Regions from separate parts of the Homo sapiens genome. Here region 1 is linked to region 2. A link is an interaction called in ENCODE POLR2A ChIA-PET data of the cell type or tissue named here. Cell type or tissue: A673. All regions are shown on one strand. Each heading gives the region's core, and the rest is flanking DNA. Links, peaks and the distances in the headings are about the cores only.

What was found. Peaks named below come from ENCODE experiments on the same cell type or tissue, not always from the same donor. Only the 100,000 strongest peaks of a DNase experiment are listed, where the experiment ranks them.
Region 1: POLR2A ChIA-PET joins it to region 2 with 10 read pairs; 1 of 35 experiments calls an interaction of 5 or more read pairs at or near these places.

What each region holds. Positions count from the first base shown.
Region 1 is chr18:72,528,009-72,533,403 of GRCh38, reverse strand. No RefSeq gene overlaps it. Among named protein-coding and RNA genes, the nearest start is that of CBLN2, 14 kb to the left of the region's middle. In A673, for the core only: a CTCF peak has its summit at 2,589 (motif pointing right); a DNase peak (open chromatin) is centred at 2,503.
Region 2 is chr18:70,573,672-70,579,066 of GRCh38, reverse strand. No RefSeq gene overlaps it. Among named protein-coding and RNA genes, the nearest start is that of GTSCR1, 75 kb to the left of the region's middle. In A673, for the core only: a CTCF peak has its summit at 358 (motif pointing right); a DNase peak (open chromatin) is centred at 2,586; H3K4me3 peaks cover 906 bases; H3K27ac peaks cover 2,736 bases.

The sequences.
Region 1 (5,395 bases), core at 232-5,231, 2.0 Mb before region 2:
CTTTATAAGATCCAATAGATGTAAACTTTAAAAAATGGGCATGTATGCAAGTCTGTATAATAGCATTATGCCAAAACATGAATCATAAGTAAATGAGCTTTCCTTGCATTCCCATACCCAGTGGGGTAACTTGAAATTTGTAAGGGCAAAAGCCACGTGATTTTGCCTCCTACAGATAATAGGAGTTCTGTTTTATCATCCTAAGTGGGTTTTGCTGTGGATTTCCATCACCAGAATTACTCAAGTGTCTATAGCATCATAAATCATCATCTTCATCAGCTCGCCCACATACACTCACTGTGTAGTGTAAATGAGCTCCTTGACAACTTAATTTGGAAAAGAAATCTTCATTCTCCCTTCTTAATGCCTACAGCAGGACTCCCCAGGGTTAGAATGCTGCTTTGCACTGAGGCTATCCTAGCAAAATGGAAGCTACTAATTAATGAGCCACTACTAGTCTTGCAACCTGACTAGTAATGAATGTAACTTTTATTGTTGTTCACCCGCTTTCTTCAGGAATGCTGACTTCTTTTGAATTCATATCAGGTTGCAATAAACACTGAGTTGGAGAAGAATATTGGTAATAATCTGGAATGTGAAACTCCTGAATATTTTGCTGAAGTCTGTTTGATCTAAGTTTATTCATTTAAAAATACTTATATTAATCTCTTATGTCTTCAAAAGTCCTCTAGGATAAAGGGGCATTTTCTTCACTTTATACCAAAAAGAAACATTTCTTGTGATTCTGGGTGCAGCATTATTGTGGAACTGACACAATGACAATATTATCATAGGAAAAAGAATATATAAAAATAGCCAAACTAATCGAGTAAAAATTGGCAAATTTTTCTTACTACTAAAATCCCTCATTTGCAATATTTTTACATGGATCTTAAAGATTCCCTCCAGTCTTAAAAGTATATTATTCTATGTAGTATTTATCTTCAAATTGCTAATTTTCTTTTATAATTCTTTCAGAGAGGAGATTATCACTGAAAAACAAATTTAGGACATGAAAATGTGATACCATCTTCTTTTCTAATTCCCAAGCACCATGTCAGGATGTCATAGCACAGTTTTTGCTCTGAAATTGTAAACTCTTAAGTGGAAGGAGCAGTTATAGGACTTATAAAAAATGATCTATTCTTTTGGGAACAGAGTGTAGATATTTTCTTTTCATTTCACAACATTTATGTATAGCAGCCTAAGGAACAGACAGTGTGCTTAAGGATGGTGACAGAAAATTGAAGATGCCCTCGATGTGCAGAAAGAGCTTGTAGTCCTTCTTAAAAAATAACATTCAGAATAATCCTGGAGGATACTCAGCTAAACTGATGGTGAGGGGGTGGGCTGGGGTGGGTGGGGTGGAAATGTAAATGCGTGTTTACTGAAGTGAATAATATAATTTCGTTTTTTTACATATGAGGAGGAGAATGTTATTTTGACGTTGACATTGAATACTGAACATCAGTTGATATCCTGACTGAAAGGGCCCCCCATTTTGAATATGGCCACAGGTCTAGCAAACCAATCGCAAACTAGGGCTTGTGAACCTTGGAAGAATTGAAGTGGACAGGGAAAGACGCAGAGAATTCCCATCATTTTAAAACATGAGGGGTAAACTATAGTAGCCATTTTTGCAGTTTATTATTTTTTCTTGTCTTCTATCTAGTGAATTACTTCGAAAGACAGAAGGCATGCTAGAATTAGTCGAATCCTTAGAAGACAGTCATGTACCAAGATGCAAATAAGGCATGATTTGAAGGCTATCTTAAACAGAACTGAATTGGGGACCATTTTAACACATTGATTTTTTTTTTCTTTTTTTGCAAGATATTAACTTACTGAATAAAGAATAACTTAAGAAGAAACAAAAGATAAATGTGAGACCAAATGGCACCGGAAGAAAGTTTGAATTCTGTATGTTTTATACAGCATTTAAGTGTAGCAGCCTAGGGTCCAGACACTTGGGGACAGACACACACGTGTGAGTGTGAGTGTGTGTGTTTGAATATAAACAAATACCTACAGTCAAAATGTACCCACTACGAAAATGCCTCTCATGTCCCTGAAGCTGCACCATTCCTGAAACTTGCGTTCGGCAGATGAGGAGATGATGGGCCCAAGGGCCTTTACCCATTACATACTTCTAACTTTTAATCTCAAGTATTTGGTCCATGTTTCACATTTTATTTCTTGTGTTCAATCTTAGGAGTTTATTTCACCAGAAGGTAGAAATTACATCTGGTCTCCCTGACAGACAGAGATTGAGAACTTTTGAGAATAATTAGGCCATCTGGTGCTATAAATCCAATGGAAAGTTATGATCAGTGGATCATGGCCTAATCTGCTCTTCATCCATTGCATCTGAATTATCTTGGCACAAAAGAATGACAAGGGGCTGGATTTTTAAAGGAAATTGCCACATCTCCCCAGTCATTAGCAGGCAAAAGGCATGCATGCATCAGACTGTGACAATTAGGGAAGACTTATTCTCCCCTAAGGCCTATTACTTTTTGATACTTTTTATCTTAATGGAGAATTGAAATGAACCTAAATTTTTTCCAAAATTGCAGAAACATTTGTTTCAGGAAAAAAAACTCCCCAATAGATGGTGCTGGTGCTGTGATTTAAACCACTGCATCATTAGTATGCAAAAAAGCTCCAGAGAGAGGCCTCCGGGAATTCCCTTACATCAAGTTATAGAAAGACAAGAATGTGGCTTTATTTTTGCTAAATGCAAATTGACATAATTGTATAATTTGAAAACTTCAGAAATATTTCTTGATGTTTTGAGGTCAAGAAATTACTCCTCGTTTCATTGTTCATATCTCAAATATCTTTGAAACATAAATGCAAACACAATTGAATGCTGCAAAAGATGAGCTGAGAGGCCTTCCAAGTTTCTTCCTGCATACCGCTTCAAGGGTCTATTAGTGAAGCTATAATGTGAAGGTTATAGTACAAAGTATAACAGATTCTTGCTTCATATTGATGAGAAAAAAAATTGCAGATGCAAGAAGCATTTTGGCAGAATGATGCTGCCACTGATGTTGACAATGAGCACTTAATATAGCTAGACATGATACTGAGTGCTGAACAATTATCTTTCCATTTAATCATTATGACAACCATACAAGGTATACTGTTACCATTTTATAGATGATGAATATAATGTTCAAAAAGATAAATGATATGGTCAAAGTCTCAAAGTAAATAAATTACAAAGGTGGGATTCAAATCCTGAACTTTCTAACTTCAGAACCTATTCTTTGAACTATTATATTATATTATTGGAATATGTATTATATTACATGTCCAGTATAAAAGATACAGTGTGAAAAAACAATTTCATCCAGAAATCTATATATTCTCATTATTCATAAATGTTTCTATCACAGTTATTTAAATATAACACATTGTTTAAAAAGGACAATTTAGATTTGCATGCTGCACACATAAAATCTGTTCCATTGTAATTATAAGAGAAGTCTTGCAACAGCTGATATAAATTTACTAAACTGCTTACATTGGAAACACCAAAGTTTGGGCTCTCATGTTTAGTCATCATCCCCATGCAGAAAATGATAATGGAAATATTTTTTCCTCTGTTTCTGTTGCCAGCACTCTTTGCAAAGATAAACTCAAAATACTCGAACCTATAAACACAAATAGTTCATTTTTCCATGTAATGTATATTTTATAAAGGCCAGAGATCCCTCTCTGTTTAGAATTCTGAAGTTTAGCCTAAGAAATCAAGTGCAAGACGCAAATTAGCTATCCTTAAATTGAACAATTTGCTGTTTTAAAGCTGGTCCTGAAACTTTAAGCTTAAACTCTGGTTTGAGAAATATCTTTCAGAATCAGGAGTCAGGATGTTCCTTCAGAGATTAGATGCCTTTCCCTGAAAGCATAATTATTTATTTAAGCAAAATTAAAACCAATTACATGAAGTAATTATAGATTTTAACGATGATTAGCAGCATTTGGTTGTATTAAATCCTTTTATTGCATTCTTATACCAGAGGAAAACACATTTTGTAGTTTAGGTAGTAAATGGCAAAACAAAATATGTCTAAAAAAGCTTTTTTGAGAATATTTTTCTTTTTTTTTTTTCTTTTTCTTTGAAGACAGAGTCCTCCTCTGTCACCCAGGCTGGAGTGCAATGGCACCGTCTCGGCTCACTGCAACCTCCACCTCCCAGGTTGAAGCAATTCTCCTGCCTCAGCCTCCCAAGTAGCTGGGATTACAGGTGTGTGCCATCACGCCCAGCTAATGTTCTGTATTTTTAGTAGAGTCAGGTTTTTGCCATGTTGGCCAGGCTGATCTCGAACTCCTAACCTCAGATGATCTGCCTGCCTTGGCCTCCCAAAGTGCTGGGATTACAGGTGTGAGCCACCATGCATGGCCAAGAATGAATATATATATATATATATATATATACACATATATATATAATATATATACGTATATATATACGTATATATACGTATATATATACGTATATATACATATGTATATATGTATATATTTTGTTGCCTTTAATTACATTTTTTTCAGCCCACATATTAGCTTAGAGATGGGAAATTGATTACATTTAAAATTTTTAACTCTGAATTTATTACCAAGCGTTTTAATCTAATACATATTTTCTTAATATTTTAAACAAAGAATAAAAGTCCTCATTTTTTTTAACTTGCACATGAATGTACACATGAATAGGAAGGCAGATAGATAGATAGTTAGACAGATACTTTCAATATATGGTAGCTTGAACATGACAAAGACTCTGTCCTTGACCTAATGTTAGACAGGCTCCTCTGATCCCTCTTCTTATGAGGGCTTGTCCTTTGGCCTTTTCCTGGAGCCTGCCCAACCCAGTTGTAGCAAAACTCCTGTTAAGTCACTTTAATATTTAAGGAGAGGTGAGTCCAATTCCTGATCCAATCCAGTGCTCCAAATTACAGTCCATGGAAGCACAGTAAGAAGGATTTTGATTTTAAGATTCTGAACATACTCTCAAGAATGGGTTGTAATTCCAGGCTCTGGGCAAAAATCTTCATGGATGGAAATTGTCTTGTGTTTTTTTGTTTTTTTTTTTGGTGGGGTGGGGGAGGGTAGTAAGGACTTGACATTTGAGGTGGAAACTTCTGGCTCTTTTGTGAGGTTTTGATATGGTTTGGCTGTGTCCCCACCTAAATCTCACCTTGAATTGTAGTTCCCATTATCCCAGCGTGCAATGGGAGGGATCTGGTGGGAAGTAATTGAATCATTGGATGGGTCTTTCCCTGTAATCCCAGCTATGTGGGAGGCTGAGGCAGGAGAATTGCTTCAACCTGGGAGGTGGAGGTTGCAGTGAGCCGAGATGGTGCCATTGCACTCCACCCTGGGTGAC
Region 2 (5,395 bases), core at 313-5,312:
TCTTTCATGTGTTGGATGCTGTCACGGGCGCTGGTGATACAGCCACGAACAGAACAGACAGACCCCTGCCAGCAGAGGCTCATACTCTAGGGAGTGTATCTACCTGGGTGCCAGGGATAGAGGGATGGAGGTTGGAACACAAGAAACAAAATAAGGGAAATGCCTAACATAATAGATGATAATAATATCTACACAGTTAATATTGAACATGCAAGGGGAAAGGGGAGAACCCAAAGTTTTATGTAGTAGGAGGAAGTGCCAATTTTCAATAGGAGGAAATGAAGTAGGCCACAGTGAGAGAAAGTGACATTTGAGCAGACTGGCGAAGATGGCAGAGAAAGCTGTGGAGCTATCCAGGAGGCAATCAGTCCCGACAGGGGGCGCTGCAAATGCACGCATCCTGAAACGGTGCAGGCCTGGGGTCAGGGAGGTGGTGTCCCTAGAGCACAGCAAAGAAGGGGTTGAGTATTAAGGGATGAGGTCACAGAATATCGGGGCAGGCTTGTGATATAGGGCCTAAAATGCCACTGTATAGATATCACCTTTACTCTGAAGGAGGTGAGAAGCCAGCAAAGAGTTGTAAGAGAGAAAGGGAGTTGCTGGACTGTTGTTCCGGGGTGAAGGGAATCAGACCAGGGTGCAGTGGCAGAGATAGAAGCAGAGAGAGTACAGCCACGGTTAAAGGATGGAAGGCAAAGAGCATGGTACCACTGCTGGCGGGTGGATAAATGTGATGATGAGAAACAGTGGAAATTCTCTTCTGACTGCATTTATTTTCTTAATAAAATAATAAGCACAGTCACCAATAAAAACATATATGGATAAAAATACCCAATAATTTACAAATTTACACAGATTTTCTAGTAACTTCTGTATTTCTTGAAGAAAGTTTGAAAGCTAAAGTTCAACATCAGAAATACAACCTAATAAAGTTAACCTGTCCAAAAATCCAATTATGATACTGAAAAAGCTAATAGTAAGGCAACCCCCCCATAGAGGAAGGACAGATGAAGAGACATTATGGGAAATTTGCAAACAGTGACAAGCATAGGTGATGAGGATGGCATACACTTACGTCTCATCTAGTACAATGGTGCTGTGTGTTCAGTCATCTCATTACTATTTCTGAGGTCTCGACTATGAAGCAGAACACAGGATATTGGCTTTAGCTACACAAGATAAAAACAGCGGCGTTTATATGCAATAATTTTTATCAATCAAAACAATTACATCCTAATTGTTTAATTCGGTTCCTCTTCTCTTCACATGAAATAACCTTAGAGATAATACGATAGAAACTATTCACAACGTGAGAAGTCCACCATGGCCTGTTGCCTCGTGGTCCCCAGCCTTGTGGGAAAGTGTAATGTGCGCTTCCACAACTCCACTGCAGAGTGGTGTACCCTCCATGTACACACAGACAAATTCTCCCAGCTCCCTTTTGCAACACAGCACTTATTGGGGCTTAGTTCTTTCAGGAAGAGGCATTTCTAATCCTCACATAAGTTTAATCAGTATGAATATGGTTTTGTTGCCTCCCTCATTTACTTCTTATTTCTTGCAAATAAGATAGAAAGGTAGAGCCTGATTTTTTCCCAAGCTCCTACATATTAGTCATATGCATCTTTAAAATTAGCCTGCAGAGTCATTTTCTTGTCATTCTATAATTAGAACTCACTTACCGTCTTCCAAATGCCCTCAGACACTGCTTCCCCACTCCTGTGTTGTCAAATTGCTCACGTAGCCCTCCATGGGAGCTACACTAACAAGTTTTTAAAGCAACTTTATATGGAGCAGGGGTGTCCTATGTAATACTAGGGATCTCCAAATATAATTACCTACTATAATTGTTTTATTGCTGCTGCAATAAACTATATCGGTTTTCACTTGTGATCTATACAAGTTGTGAACTATACAAGTTTACACTGTATGAGCTAACATAATTCTTGTATGTTTGCCTCAGAATTGACCACGCCATTGCAAGAAAAAATATGGAAATGGCAATTAATTCATTAAATTACTTCTTATAATTTACTTGCCACATATTTGTGATTTTTATATCAGTGTTGTACTTTTTAAAGTAACTTTGTATTTTAATATATATTTTGTTAACTTCCCCATCTCTGCCACCATCATATATAATTAAATCAAACTGTAAAATATCTGGTCATCATCACTTCATTTATGGCTGTCCAGTTCGTCCTCAAAAGATAAAACTATTAAAGAGTTTTCTGCTGAGACTCCACAAAAATGGGATTTAAAAATAGATAATTAGATATCCGAATGAGTCATGGTGATTATTTCCATTTTTCTTTAGTCATTAATGAAACTCGAAATAATCACATTCGTGGCTTTGTCCATATGATCAGAAACATTTCCAGGCAAATAGTAAATTTCTTAAACAGTATTTGGGTCTAGTAAGGAAAGAACTTTGGAATTTTTAAGGTCAGAATCAATGAACACATGAAGACAGAATAGAGTCAAAAGCTTGTTTCGGCAGTTTCGATCAGTCGGTCTTTTAGAGATGACATATTTTAGAACACCAAACACACATTTGTGCCAGCAGAGATTTTTAATTAGCTTCCGGCTTAACAGCAATAATGGAAGGAGCAGAGCTTGGGTCACCACTTAGTGTGTTTGGCTCCTTTGAAAACGGACTTTTGTTCTCTTTTGAGCCATGGCATTGACTGCCCTGCATCTCTCCATAGGAGTTTTGCAGAGTGACAAATCAGCTGTGGCACAAACAGTTTCTAATTAACAGTGACAGGATATTGATGGGGGTAACAATTGCTTGATAAAGGCCAAAGGAAAGTTTCAGGGACATGAACTTTCCATTACATTCAGAAGTGATTATTCTCTCCAGATTTTAGCTTGATCATTACCTTTCTGTCACAAATATTGGAAAATCCCTTTTTAAAAATATGTTACTGTTGGAGCTCAGTTGGAGGAAATGATGAAAGGTCACCGATCAATGATCATTCTTACGATGAATCAGCTCTTCTACTTCTAGCTAAATTTTATAAAATGCACTAATTACAAAGTTGTGAAATAACCAGTAACTGGACAGCTTTCCCCCTGCGCCACCCACCCCCAACAAAGGTAGTATCATGTTCTGAATTCTTCTGCCTCGATTTTTTCCTATTCCTTCTGACACTACTCTTTATTTATCTTTACGTTTTTTTATTATGAAAAATTTCCATTGGGCGCGGTGGCTCACACCAGTAATTCCAGCACTTTGGGAGGCCAGGGTGGGTAGATCGTGATGTCAGGAGTTCGAGACCATCCTGGCCAACATGGTGAAACCCCACCTCTACTAAAAACACAAAAACTAGCTGGGTGTGGTGGTGCACGCCTGTAACCCCAGCTACTCGGGAGGCTGAGGCAGGAGAATGGCTTGAACCCAGGAGGCAGACATTGCAGTGAGCCAAGATCACGCCACTGCACGCCAGCCTGGCAACAGAGTGAGATACCATCTCAAAAAAAAAAAAAAAATTCAAACATACAGGTGTAGACAGAAGAGTATTTGATATAATGAATAGCCACATACGCATCACTGATCTCCAAAGGATTTTCTTTCTTCCTCACCTTTTAAGTTCCAGGGTACATGTGAAGGATGTACAGGTTTGTTCCTTAGGTAAATGTGTGCCATGGTGTTTTGCTGCACAGATCAACCCATCACCTAGGTATTAAGTCCAGCATCCCTTAGCTATTCTTCCTGATGCTCTGCCTCCCCCCATCCTCCCTACAGGCCTGAGTGTGTGTTGTTCTCCCCCATGTGTTCATGTGTTCTAATCAATCAGCTCCCTCTTGTAAGTGAGAACATGTGATGTTTGGTTTTCTGTTCCTGCATTAGTTTGCTGAGTATAATGGCTCTCAGCTCCATCCATGTCCCTGCAAAGGACATGATCTCATTCTTTTTCATGGCTGCATAGTATTCCATGGTATATGTGTACCACATTTTCTTTATCCAGTCTATCATTGATGGGCATTTGGGTTGATTCCAAGTCTTTGTTATTGTGAATATTGCTGCAATGAACATACATGTACATGTATCTTTATAATATAATTACTTATATTCCTTTGTGTACACAGTAATGGGATTGCTGGGTCAGAAAGTATTTCTGCCTCTAAATCTTTGAGGAATTGCCACATTGTCTTCCACAATAGTTGAACTAATTTACACTCTAACCAACAGTGTAAAAGCAATCCTATTTCTCCACAACCTCACCAGCATCTGTTGTTTCTTGACTTTTTAATAATCGTTATTTTGAATGGCATGAGATGGTAGCTTATTGTGGTTTTGATTTGCATTTCTCCAATGATCAGTGATATTGAGCTTTTTTTCATATGTTTGTGGCCACATTAATGTCTTCTTTTGAGACGTATCTGACAGTACTCTTTAAATAGTGTGATGCCGATAATGAAAATAATAAGTAAACAATTTCCTAGTCCCAAGTAGCTAGATTGCTTAAGGTCCCTTAAAGCCAGCTACTCTAAAATTAAATGAGTCCCCAAGCCATTTCACAAACCCCAGAGGGAGTGTCTGTTTGATTTCCCAAATTCCCTCTATTGAATATTACAAAGCCATACAGGAAATATTTGATTCCTGCTTTTTTAGATAAATATAATCATTCTCCTGACAAAAACTAAGAATTCATTCCCAATTATACAAAGAAAGATCAGTCCACCCTAAGTTGTTCTAAAAGTAAACTTTAATTGAAAAATACAGCTTAGAATAGTAACTGGACAACTGTGTTTCATCAAGCACTCAGGTTCTGAACTGACTACAACAACCTCCTCAAGGAGGAGGCATGGAAAAAGGAAATCAGTGTGGTTAAACTTCAGAAACCTCCCTGTCTTACTTTACCCAAAGAACTTCACAGGTGCCAGTCAAAGCATTTAGCAATTGGTTCCCATAGGTACTCCCCGGTCAGAATGAATACCTCCTCTATATAATGGTGTGAGCCCATGGGTGCTTATCGACTATCATCAGCCTTACGTTAACCCACTTGCATTGATTTTGTGTACTGGGCGTGAGGTTCCAAGTAAAGTTAGTAAAAACTGTTCACTGATAAAAAGAAAAAGTTTTAGAACTATGTATATATAAGATGAAAGGTGTCCATTTTGACCTGCCACAAATGAGCTGTTCAGTACCCAGTGAGAAGTTAATAAATGGCACATAGTATATAATGAATTTCTTCCATTTATTGATAAAACCTCAGCAGCAGAAGGCACTTTAAATACTGACTAGTTCAACTATCCTTATGATACTCAAATCTCCTCCATACTATCCCAGCTAAGAAATAACTAAGCTTAGAGACGATTTCAGAGGTGGAGGCATCCCAGGGATGAGGAATAGCAAAGGAAAACATAGGAGCAGGCCTAGCATGTTTGA